Linked DNA regions of Homo sapiens: region 1 is linked to region 2. A link is a contact called in ENCODE Hi-C or POLR2A ChIA-PET data. All regions are on one chromosome and are shown on one strand. Each heading gives the region's core, a stretch centred on a gene start or an enhancer-like site at or near the end of the contact. The rest is flanking DNA. Distances are from core to core; before and after follow the strand shown. Region 1 holds the start of CPM (carboxypeptidase M). Region 2 has its middle 46 kb from the start of TODL.

Evidence for each region. A loop is a pair of places that touch in the nucleus more often than their neighbours do. ChIA-PET counts read pairs that join two places held with the same protein, here RNA polymerase II (POLR2A). Pooled maps may share reads with other maps.
Region 1: a loop to region 2 is called in a pooled map, with 3 times the contacts of the local background. The contact joins the promoter of CPM here to the enhancer-like site in region 2. A Hi-C loop is called at or near these places in 7 of 168 maps with a recorded cell type or tissue (CD14-positive monocyte, Caki2, OCI-LY7 and 3 more) and 12 of 50 pooled maps. POLR2A ChIA-PET finds 5 or more read pairs at or near these places in 6 of 52 experiments (OCI-LY7, activated CD4-positive, alpha-beta T cell, activated T-cell and 2 more).

Annotation. Positions count from the first base shown.
Region 1 is chr12:68,930,995-68,936,171 of GRCh38, forward strand. CPM (carboxypeptidase M) reads right to left here and starts at 2,177. Exons shown (of 9, transcript NM_198320.5): 1 at 2,148-2,177; 2 at 1,684-1,846. The coding sequence starts at 1,843. RefSeq lists silencers at 2,057-2,416, 2,447-2,556.
Region 2 is chr12:69,051,670-69,056,330 of GRCh38, forward strand. No RefSeq gene overlaps it. Among named protein-coding and RNA genes, the nearest start is that of TODL, 46 kb to the left of the region's middle. RefSeq lists an enhancer at 1,902-2,499. Within about 2 kb of position 1,487, at least 8 of the 41 ENCODE cell types and tissues checked have a DNase peak (open chromatin) inside an H3K27ac peak, as active enhancers do; they include PC-3 and endothelial cell of umbilical vein, where a contact is called at or near this core.

The DNA.
Region 1 (5,177 bases), core at 927-3,426, 120 kb before region 2:
CTCTAGCCCTAGGGAAAAATGATTTCAGAAGGCTGAATACGTATGCTGATTCAAGATATGATTTCTCACACACCCAACCTCTATAATTTTGGATTATAGAGCAATATAGAGTAATTCTGGCACCATCTCTTTGGCAATGCTGTTTAAAAACAAAGTTACTATTACACACAGCCCAGGATATTGACTTCGCATTGCACATAAATACATTTATATAATACTTTTTCTTTAATATAGAAGCCATAGCCTTGATTTTTTTGAAAAATGATGAAGAATATGGTAATTATGAGACTCTCAATTGACTCAAAAGTTCAGAGCTAAAATCAAGGTAGAGTTTGAACACACCTTACAAAAAGTTGAGATCCAAATTGCATAAAATTTATGAAACTTTTGATTTAAGGACTAAGTTTTCTGGTAACCTCTTTGGGAACATCAGGATAATAAAAGATGATTAAGTAATAATGGTATCTCGGCCGGGCACGGTGGCTCATACCTGTAATCCTAGCACTTTGGGAGGCCGAAGCAGGAGGATCACAAGGTCAGGAGTTTGAGACCAGCCTGGCCAATATGGTGAAACCCCATCTCTACTAAAAATACAAAAAAATTAGCCAGCTGTGGTGGCGCATTCCTGTAATCCCAGCTACTCGGGAGACTGAGGCAGGAGAATTGCTTGAACTCAGGAAGCCGGAGGTTGCAGTGAGCCGAGATCACGCCACTGCACTCCAGCCTGGGCAACAGAGCGAGACTCTGACCAAAAAAAAAAAAAAAAAAAAAAGAAAGAAAGAAAGAAAGAAAGAAAGATGAAATAACGATATCTGATCAAATTATTTGCCTTGGCCGGATGGGTGCCAGTCCTGGCTATAAAATTCACCATCTGGGAGACCTTGAACAAATTATTTAATTTATCTGATTCAAACTTGCTGTCTATAAAAATGAAAATAACTTTATGTAGTTTCTAACTTAGAACAATAAATTATTAATGATAAATATGAAAATGCTGGGAAGAGTTTCAATCACTACTAATATATATTCATTATCTAGCATTGTCTTCTTCAAATGGATACATTTTAAAAACAGCCTTTAATCATAGAACCACTTTTTTGCATAACTTTAAGCCATAGGGCTAATTATACACGACACAAATCTAACCAACAGAACTGTACTACTTAGATTAAAAGAAACTTGCAGAAATGATAGTTTTGCATAACTTTAAATAAAAGGCTAACTACAGATGACACAGAAATCTTACCAACAAAACTGCATTATTTCAGTTTAAAAGAGACATGAAGAAATGACATTAACAGTCCAAGTCATATATAAAGAAGCCCACACAAAGGGGAACTGAAACGGATAAACGGACTTACTTGGGAGTTTATCTTGAAAAGGAACTAAAACATACATCCCAAATAACCAATGTCTGCAAGATCCAAAAAGACAGAAGAACTCCAATAATGGAAAGGACTCAGTGACACTGAATTACAATGGACAAGTCCAGTAAAATTCAGTTCTTCCTACTATTCCTCCCAACAAAAGCAGAAAACAACCAACACGCACGGTACCGGTTGACTTGTTCTGTGCCACTCAGAGTAGGTGCGTGGAAGAGCAGACAGGAAGCTGGGGCATATTTAATGAATACTGAAAGGGAGGACTGAGGGTTTGGCAAAGTGTTCACGAGACGGACCCTACCTTTCACAGATTTCCCAATACTGTGTAAGTGAGTGACAGAACTGTAGTTTTGGGCAACAGTCTTCAAAAACGCTTCCATCCCTTCCTGGCGGTGGTAGTTGAAATCCAGCGCAGCTACCAAAGGCAGCAACAGCCCTAGCCAGAGGCACGGGAAGTCCATGTTCTAGAGATGAATAAAAATAAGAAGAACCTGAGAACACATGAGGGCAGGCGGGGGCATCACCAGCTACGTCTCGGTACTCCGGTCTCAGGGTCTCCCGACACTGACGCTCCCTGCCTCCTAAGGAGGCAAAAGCTGGAAGCAACACCTTCGGGAGTGAGCCGTGCAACCAGAGACCGGGAGCACGGGCAGCCTCGGTGCCCTCGACCCAGCCGCCCGCGCCTCCCTCTCCTCCTCCTCCTGGCGCCTCCGCCGTCCGGCAGCTGCCACAGCTGCGCCCGGCCCCGCGCACCCCCAGCCTCACCAGGTCCCAGGCGCGCACCTCTACCCACCCGCGGCCGCCCGGCGGGGCCGGGTGTTATAGCCCGGTCAGAGGGCGGGCGCGCCCGGGCCCCGCCCCCGGACGTCCCTCCGGCCCACTCCGGAGCCGCGCGGGTGCCTCCCGGGCGGGGCCTCAGCCGCCTTCGCACCTAGGAGAGACGGCGCCCGCGCGGTGCGCCCTTTCGTGGCGCGGCTGCTGGTGCCCGCGGCCGGGCGGCTGAGCTGGGCGGAGGGCTGCGGGCATGGAGTCGCCGCTCGCGGACAGTCTTTGCTGGAGCCCCAGGTCAGAAGTGTGTCCTCGCCTCGGCCACGGCTGTAGCCTGGGCAGCCACAGGGCGCTCCACCGAGGGACACTCTCTGTCGCAGACTGCAGCCGCTTGGGAGACGTTTAGGGCTCGGCGGGTTTCCTGCGGTTGGCGGTGCCGGGGCCCACCTGGAGCCGGGACGCATGCGGAGTCCTGAGTGCCCTGAGCCCCGCGCGGGCTCCTGCGGGACGGGCGGCGTCGGCCCCGGCAGGGCGAGCCAAGCTCCCAGCAGTGCCAAGCTGCCCAGCGAGGCTAAGCAATCACGGGGCTTCGAGAAAGAACGCGCGCGTGTGTGGAAGTTTTAAATGCCACGAAGTGCAGAGTGCAGGACATTTTCCAACAAGTTTACATAGTGGGTGGGATTTGTGTAAATTAGAATTGAATTTAAAACTGGAAGTCACATCGAAGAAGGCAGGACCACTGTTGTAAATCCGATGCTTCCTCCACCTGCACCTGAGTCTTAGGCCAATTACAGGTCTCTCGTCCTAAAACGTCCTAAAATGCTCCTTTCTGGAAGGATGGCATGGTCTCTGCACGAGAGAGAACGAAGGCTTCACTCAAACCTGAGAGGTGGTTTGTGGCACGGGCCAACCCCCTCTACCTCTCTAAAAGATTCATTCTCATTCATTCTCTCTCTCTCCCCTCCCCCTCTCCCCTTCCCTCTCTCCCCCTTTCTCCCACTCTCTCCCGGATTGTAAGTAACCGTGTCAGGGTATTGGGGGCCCGTGTCAAGGTCCGCAGAATATAAAAAGTTTGAAAACCACTGATTTGAGATAACATTCCACTTTTACAGACTAAAAATACGGATGCAAGCCCACGACTAATTGAATAGAATTTTTCTCGTGGAGGCCCAAGAAAGTGTATTTTTAGAGAGGACCTTGAATGAATCTAATGTGCCTTCAAGAGCTGAGAACCGTTAGATTCCCTGCCCCTTCTTTCTTACAGATATAGATACTTTTCCTAGAATTGCGCACTCAGGACTCCCTGAGACTTCCAGTGATTCTGCCGCAGCATAGAAGAGTGGTTTAAGAACTGAGGCGCTCTGCCCTTGCGATAGTTTGCTGAGAATGATGGTTTCCAGCTTCATCCATGTCCGTACAAAGGACATGAACTCATCCTTTTTTATGGCTGCATAGTATTCCGTGGTGTATATGTGCCACAGTTGTGCACATGTGCCCTAGAACTTAAAGTATATATAAAGAAAAAAAAAGAACTGAGGCGCTCACGGGATGAGTGCCAATTCTTGCTCTGACACTCAGTGGCTGTGTCGACTCTGTGCCTTATTTTCTGGTGTGTAAAGTGGAAGTCTTAATTGTACCTACCTAAATAAGGTTGGCAGGCACATTGTAAGAACTGTGCGAAGCGTTTATTACATAAATAAACCAGCTTAATTCGTAACTCTTTAAAGGGAATTTTCCAAGAGTTGGAATTTTTTTTTTAATTTTTTATTTCTTTCTTTATTTTTTGAGATGGAGTCTCAATTCTGTTGCCCAGTCTGGAGTGCAATGGCATGATCTCGGCTCACTGCAACCTCCTCTCAGGTTCAAGCAATTCTCCTGCCTCAGCCTACCGAGTAGCTCGGATTACAGGCACCTGCCACCAGGCCCGGCTAATTTTTGTATTTTTAGTAGAGACGGGGTTTCACCATGTTGGCCAGGCTGGTCTGGAACTCCCGACCTCGGGCGATCTGCCTGCCTCGGCCTCCCAGATCGCTGGGATTACAGGCGTGAGCCACCGTGCCTGGCCATCTTTTTTTTTTTCTTAAAGAGAAGTTGTTTTATTGTTTGTTTGTTTGTTTGTTTGTTTGTTTGTTTTGAGATACAGTCTCACTCTGTTGCCCAGGCTTGAGTGCAGTGGTGCAATCTCAGCTCACTGCAGCCTCTGCCTTCCAGGTTCAAGCGATTCTTGTGTTTCAGCCTCTAACGTACCTGGGATTACAGGCACGCATCGCCACACCTACGTAACTTTTGTATTTTTACACCACACATGCCTAACTTCTGCATTTTTAATAGAGACCAGGTTTCACCATGTTGGCCAGGCTAGTCTTGAACTCCTGGCCTCAAGTGATCCTTCTGCCTCAGCCTCCCAAAGTGCTGGGATTACATGAGTGAGCCACCTTGCCTGGCCTAAGAGTTGGAAGTCTTAGTATGACATTGTAGAGTCTTTGAGTAGGTTTTTTTTTTTTTAATTGTGCAGTAGTCACTATGCTAAATGTTATTTCCACTGGAAGGGTTGAAGACGTTTCCCTTTCATTGTTGTTCATTGACTAAGAGGTCTGAGGAGGGGGACTGGAGCTTGAGAAGATTAAATTTAGGCAAAGTTACTCTAGGAATGGGAAAGGGAACTGGGTGGGAACAAAGTGAAGGCTTGCTGATGTACCTTAGAAATCCTATCTTTTTAAGAGAAGTACGTGGACACTATCTGATTTCCTGCAGGGTGCTGTGGCTGGAGACTGGAAGAAATGGTGGCTTCATCAATACTGGAATGGAGATTGCCAGGATTGTTGTTCTGGAAAAACAGAGATGAGCTATAGTTGAAATTGCTGCCATTGGGGTTCACACTAGGTAGGAAGGGAGGCAACTTCAGGAAGGAGTCAGAGAATGGAGGTAGGGGGTACAGAGGACTGAGTGCTGAAGGTTTAGGAGCTAGTAACTCAGAGTGCAGGCCAGGGACAGCACTGGCATCACCTGGGAGCTTGTTGGAAATGT
Region 2 (4,661 bases), core at 237-2,736:
ATATATATACACGATGGAATACTACTCAGCCATAAAAGGGAATGAATTAATGGCATTCACAGCAACCTGGATGGGATTGGAAACTATTATTTTAAGTGAAATAGTTCAAGAACGGAAAACCAAACATTGTATGTTCTCACTCATAAGTGGGAGCTAAGCTATGAGGATGCAAAGGCATAAGAATGACACAATAGACTTTGGAGACTCAGTGGGAAAAGGGTGGAAAAGGGTTGAGGAATAAAAGACTGCAAATAGGGTTCAGTGTGTACTGTGCAGGTGATGGGTGCACAAAAATCTCACAAATCACCGCCAATAAACTTACTCATGTAACCAAATACCACCTGTTCCCTAAAACCTAGGAAATAATTTTTTTTTCTGAGACAGAGTCTTGCTCTGTTGCCCAGGCTGGAGTGCAATAGTGCAATCTCGGCTCACTGCAAGCTCTGCCTCCTGGGTTCATGTCATTCTCCTGCCCCAGCCTCCTGAGTAGCTGGGACTACAGGTGCCTGCCACCATGCCCGGCTAATTTTCTGTATTTTTTTTTTAATAGAGACGGGGTTTCACCGGGTTAGCCAGGATGGGTCTCAATCTCCTGACCTCGTGATCCACCCGCCTCAGCCTCCCAAAGCGCTGGGATTACAGGCATGAGCCACCGCGCCCGGCCAAAAAAAAGTTTTTTAATTAAGTGCTAAGTGTTATAGGTGCACAAAAACGGGAGTGATCTGTTTTAAAGCCTTTGGTAAAAGACGACTTTTGAGCTGAGTTTTGTCAGGTTAAGAAGATAGCAAGAGCCTCTTGAATAGAGAAAACATCCCGTGAACAATATTGAGGTGCGAGACTATGTTATATACAAAGAACAATGGATAATCCTATGAAATTGGGGTGTTGATTTTAAGGAGGGTGAGGTGGAAGTGAAAGCTAGAAAATGGATTTGGGTCGGATTTTCAAGGTTTTTATATTTCAGGCTAAGTTTGGGGGTTTTACTCATAAACAATAGTCGAGGATGCAAAAGAGTAGAAAATGTGGCAAAACATGCGTGCTATACAAGCTGTTTTTCATCAGTGAGGCCAAGAATGTCCTGCGACTCAGAGCTTTGTCATCTTTGATGTTTTGCAAACCTCTTTTGGAGCCAGACTCCAACTGCAAATTTCAGACTTTCTCTTATGTTTATGACCTTGTATTTTTCAAAAGGTTTAAAATTTCACATTGCTGCTATGTTCCATCCAGTGAAGGCAAGGTTACCTGCCAGAAATAATCTGAAAGGCAAACAGTACAGTTTTACCAGTTTCTCTGTTATGTCATTCATTTCCAAGTAAAGAATAGATCAACAAACAGACAAAATCCTTTTTGTCCCCAGACAGAATTTAAAAGGTTAATTTTATACATGTTGGTAGATTGTTTTCTCCTACATGTGGTACAAACCACCCGCTAGAGGCAAATTACTTAAATCAGCTCTCGTAACCACACATACATATTTATGCAGCCAGCAGTGGGAGGTGTGGAGGGCAGGGGGATTCCAGGTGACTCAGTATGTCTGGCATCTGGGTCAAGAATTTCAACCGATGGCAGAGGGGTTGCCACCATAATAGGTGCTGTGTATGAACTGCCACCAAATCACTGCATGTGATTTGTGCCGTGTGAGGTCCTTACAGATCTGTTTTGAGGCTAGGCAACCCTTAATGTGAAGCAGCTTTGATTTTTTCCAGCTCATTCAGCATGGACGGCCTGGAGGACTTGCTTTCCTGCTAGCTTCTTAGGTGTCTAACTCCTAGTTAGTTGTGGTAAGTCTGTCCTGGAGTTTAAATTTTCCCAGTATTGACATAAATCACTGCACATTGGAAAATTTCTAGGTGGCTCAACTATATGCAGCACATGGTGCCCAACGTGGGGGAACGTTCATTTTTCTCTCCCATTTCTTTTAAGTGAAACTGCCATGAAAAGTAGACATTGAACTGTATTTTAATCAGTATTATTCCTCTTTCTTGCTGTGGAGATATCCAGTTACCTTGCACTGACAGATCTTTGTCTTAGGAAGATCCATCTGCTTAGCCCCTTTTAGCAAAGGGCCCAGATGTTGCTGCAAATAAATTGCAAACTGGCACAAAAGCCAAGGAGATTCAAAGGAGAAGGTTAGGAATGCCAAGCCCCTTCCTTCTTTGAGATGTTAATAAAACATCTATACTGGATTAAACTGGCCACAGTACAAGGCCACGAGGCAGACAGCACTATGACCCCATGGAGAAGCTCACCTCTGGAGAGAACAATGTGGCACAAGATTTCAGTTTCTTCCCATGGCCTGGGTAGTCATGGCAGATGGTTCGACACGGGCTGATGTGGGAGACCCTCCTCTCTGACCCTCCTAGACACTCCACCACTGTGCGTGGCCTTGAGGAAATGACCAAGAGTGAGTTTAAACCATATAGTTCTCTTTCTCAAAAACTTTTAGTTTTTGACTTAACATCTTAAATATAAACATCCCAACTGGATATTCAAGGCCCCAAAATCTGACCCTGAAGTTCTTTTCCCAGGTTGTTTTTCCAAATGACCCCTACAAGGTTGCTCTGGTCGGTCGACTTGAATAGCCTGATATGCTCCTTTCTCACCTCCTTGCCTTTGCTCGGTTGGGAACATTCTCCCTCTTTCTACGTATCAACACCCCGCTCACCCTCTGAGACCCAGCTCATATGTAACTTCCTCCAAAACTCCTCTCCTAAATCCCTCCCACCAAGATTTCCTTCTCTGGTTTACTTTTCTCTTGCACGTTTCCACTGCTCTTCATGCACTTATGTACTGGAGCCTCATCTGTTTTTAGCCTGTACACTGAAAGACACCATTGTAGGTACTGTGAGTTGCAGCCCAGAAACACAGGAGATCTGTAAACGGTTACTGAATTGCAACAAATTGTGTTGTCAAAGGTCACACAGCTGGTTAGCGATAGCAACAGAGGTAGCAATCACCTTTCCTGACACCTAATCTGATAGTGTCAGTAAAATAAACTGGAATCCTCTTTTCTTCTAAAACTTACATGTATCGCTTAAAAAGTATGACATGTATGGTATATATCATAAAAAATCTTTTAATATGTCTTTATCACTTCTTTCTGGCTATAAGTAACCCTCCCAGTTGTCAATGAGAAGCGTGTTTACCAGGCAGAGAGAGCATGCAGCATGCTGGTGGGTGCAGCAACGCTGTGTTCTGCCCAGATCTCCTTGGATCCCCTGTAGGAGTCTGTGCTCCTGTTGGACTTCTGTGTGCCTGTACTTCTAAATGGCCTGCAACGGCAACTCACCTTGAGCCCTGCCCTAGGGTACCAGAGCCATTTTTCCCACACACAGAAAACTGTCTGCATACCTAGGAATGTATGTTTCCTTGGGGTGGCCCTTAGTCAATGAGTGATTGGTGTGGATGTATGAAAGACCAACTGCCTGGCCTCCAGTTGGGACAAGCTCTAAGGCATAATTCATTCTCCTGAGCTGCTCTCCTGCAGGAGCAGGCGGGAGCTGGGACTTTGCCTGATATCGTGCCTTCGCTCAGATCCTTCTCATCCCTGTCCTGCTTCTCAAACTCCCCCCTGCCCCACCCCGGCCTCCTCACAGGCCACTTTCTCTATACATCCCTTGCCCATGAATCCACATCTCAAGGTCTGCTTTGGAAGAACTTAAACTAAGGCTGTGTTGTATGGAAGACAATGGAAGATGGAGCAAGACTTAATCATTGCTCACAAAGACCAAAATCAAATGGAAAGTCCCCTCTATGGACAGTTGACGTTCCTAAGTGGCTCTTTTTGGCTCACAATCAGAAGCATCCAGAGTTCAAAATGCACAGTCCAGATGATGACACACATGAGGACTGAGGCTTTGTAAGTCTCACATTAACACAATATTACATTTGGCCACATCCCCTGGCCTTTTGACTGTTTACATCCTCAGAATTGAGGGGTGTTTGAGAAGGCCTGCCACCAGGAAGAGTGCCGGTCACTGGATTATTGAGTGACATTGGACTCTGCCTACTTTCCCAAAGTGAAAAAGTCTGTTACTGCAGCAAAGGCAGTGCTGAGGAGCGAAATGTATGTGGATGACATTGAATATAATTGACCATCATTTCCTATTTGCCGTCTTCCTATGTCCACAGGCTGGAATACCAATATTGCCCAATCAAAGGGCAACTTCTCTGAAAGAAATAGAGAAAAGAGTAGGATGCAGCTCTATTCCTGGGTGCTCCCTCTCACGTGGTCCTGAGGCACTTAGCACTTTCATAATCACTGTTGTAAGAACCTGCTTCCTTTTCTTAGACTGTGAGATCTCTGAGGACAAAAACCCATCTTGCACGTGACTGTGTTTCCAGAGCCTGGCACAATGCCTGGCACTAAGTAGGTGCTCAATAAATATGTTCTGACTCTACATGGGAGCCCTTTGAACATGAGGCTGGGTCCCTGGAGTCTGATCACATTAGGTTTACCTTCTTAGAACGGATATAGATTAAAGGATTCTGGAGTTGAGGCTGTCCCTGCTATGGGCCACAGTCGTCACATACCAGAGAAATGGCTGCTCCAGTTGCCTCTTGAACCATTTCCAATGTTTCTGCCTGCTAAGTTTTAGTAAGAAGTGCTCCTCCTGGAGACCCTGAAGGAGGCACAGTTTCCTCAGACCTAGGAAATCTTG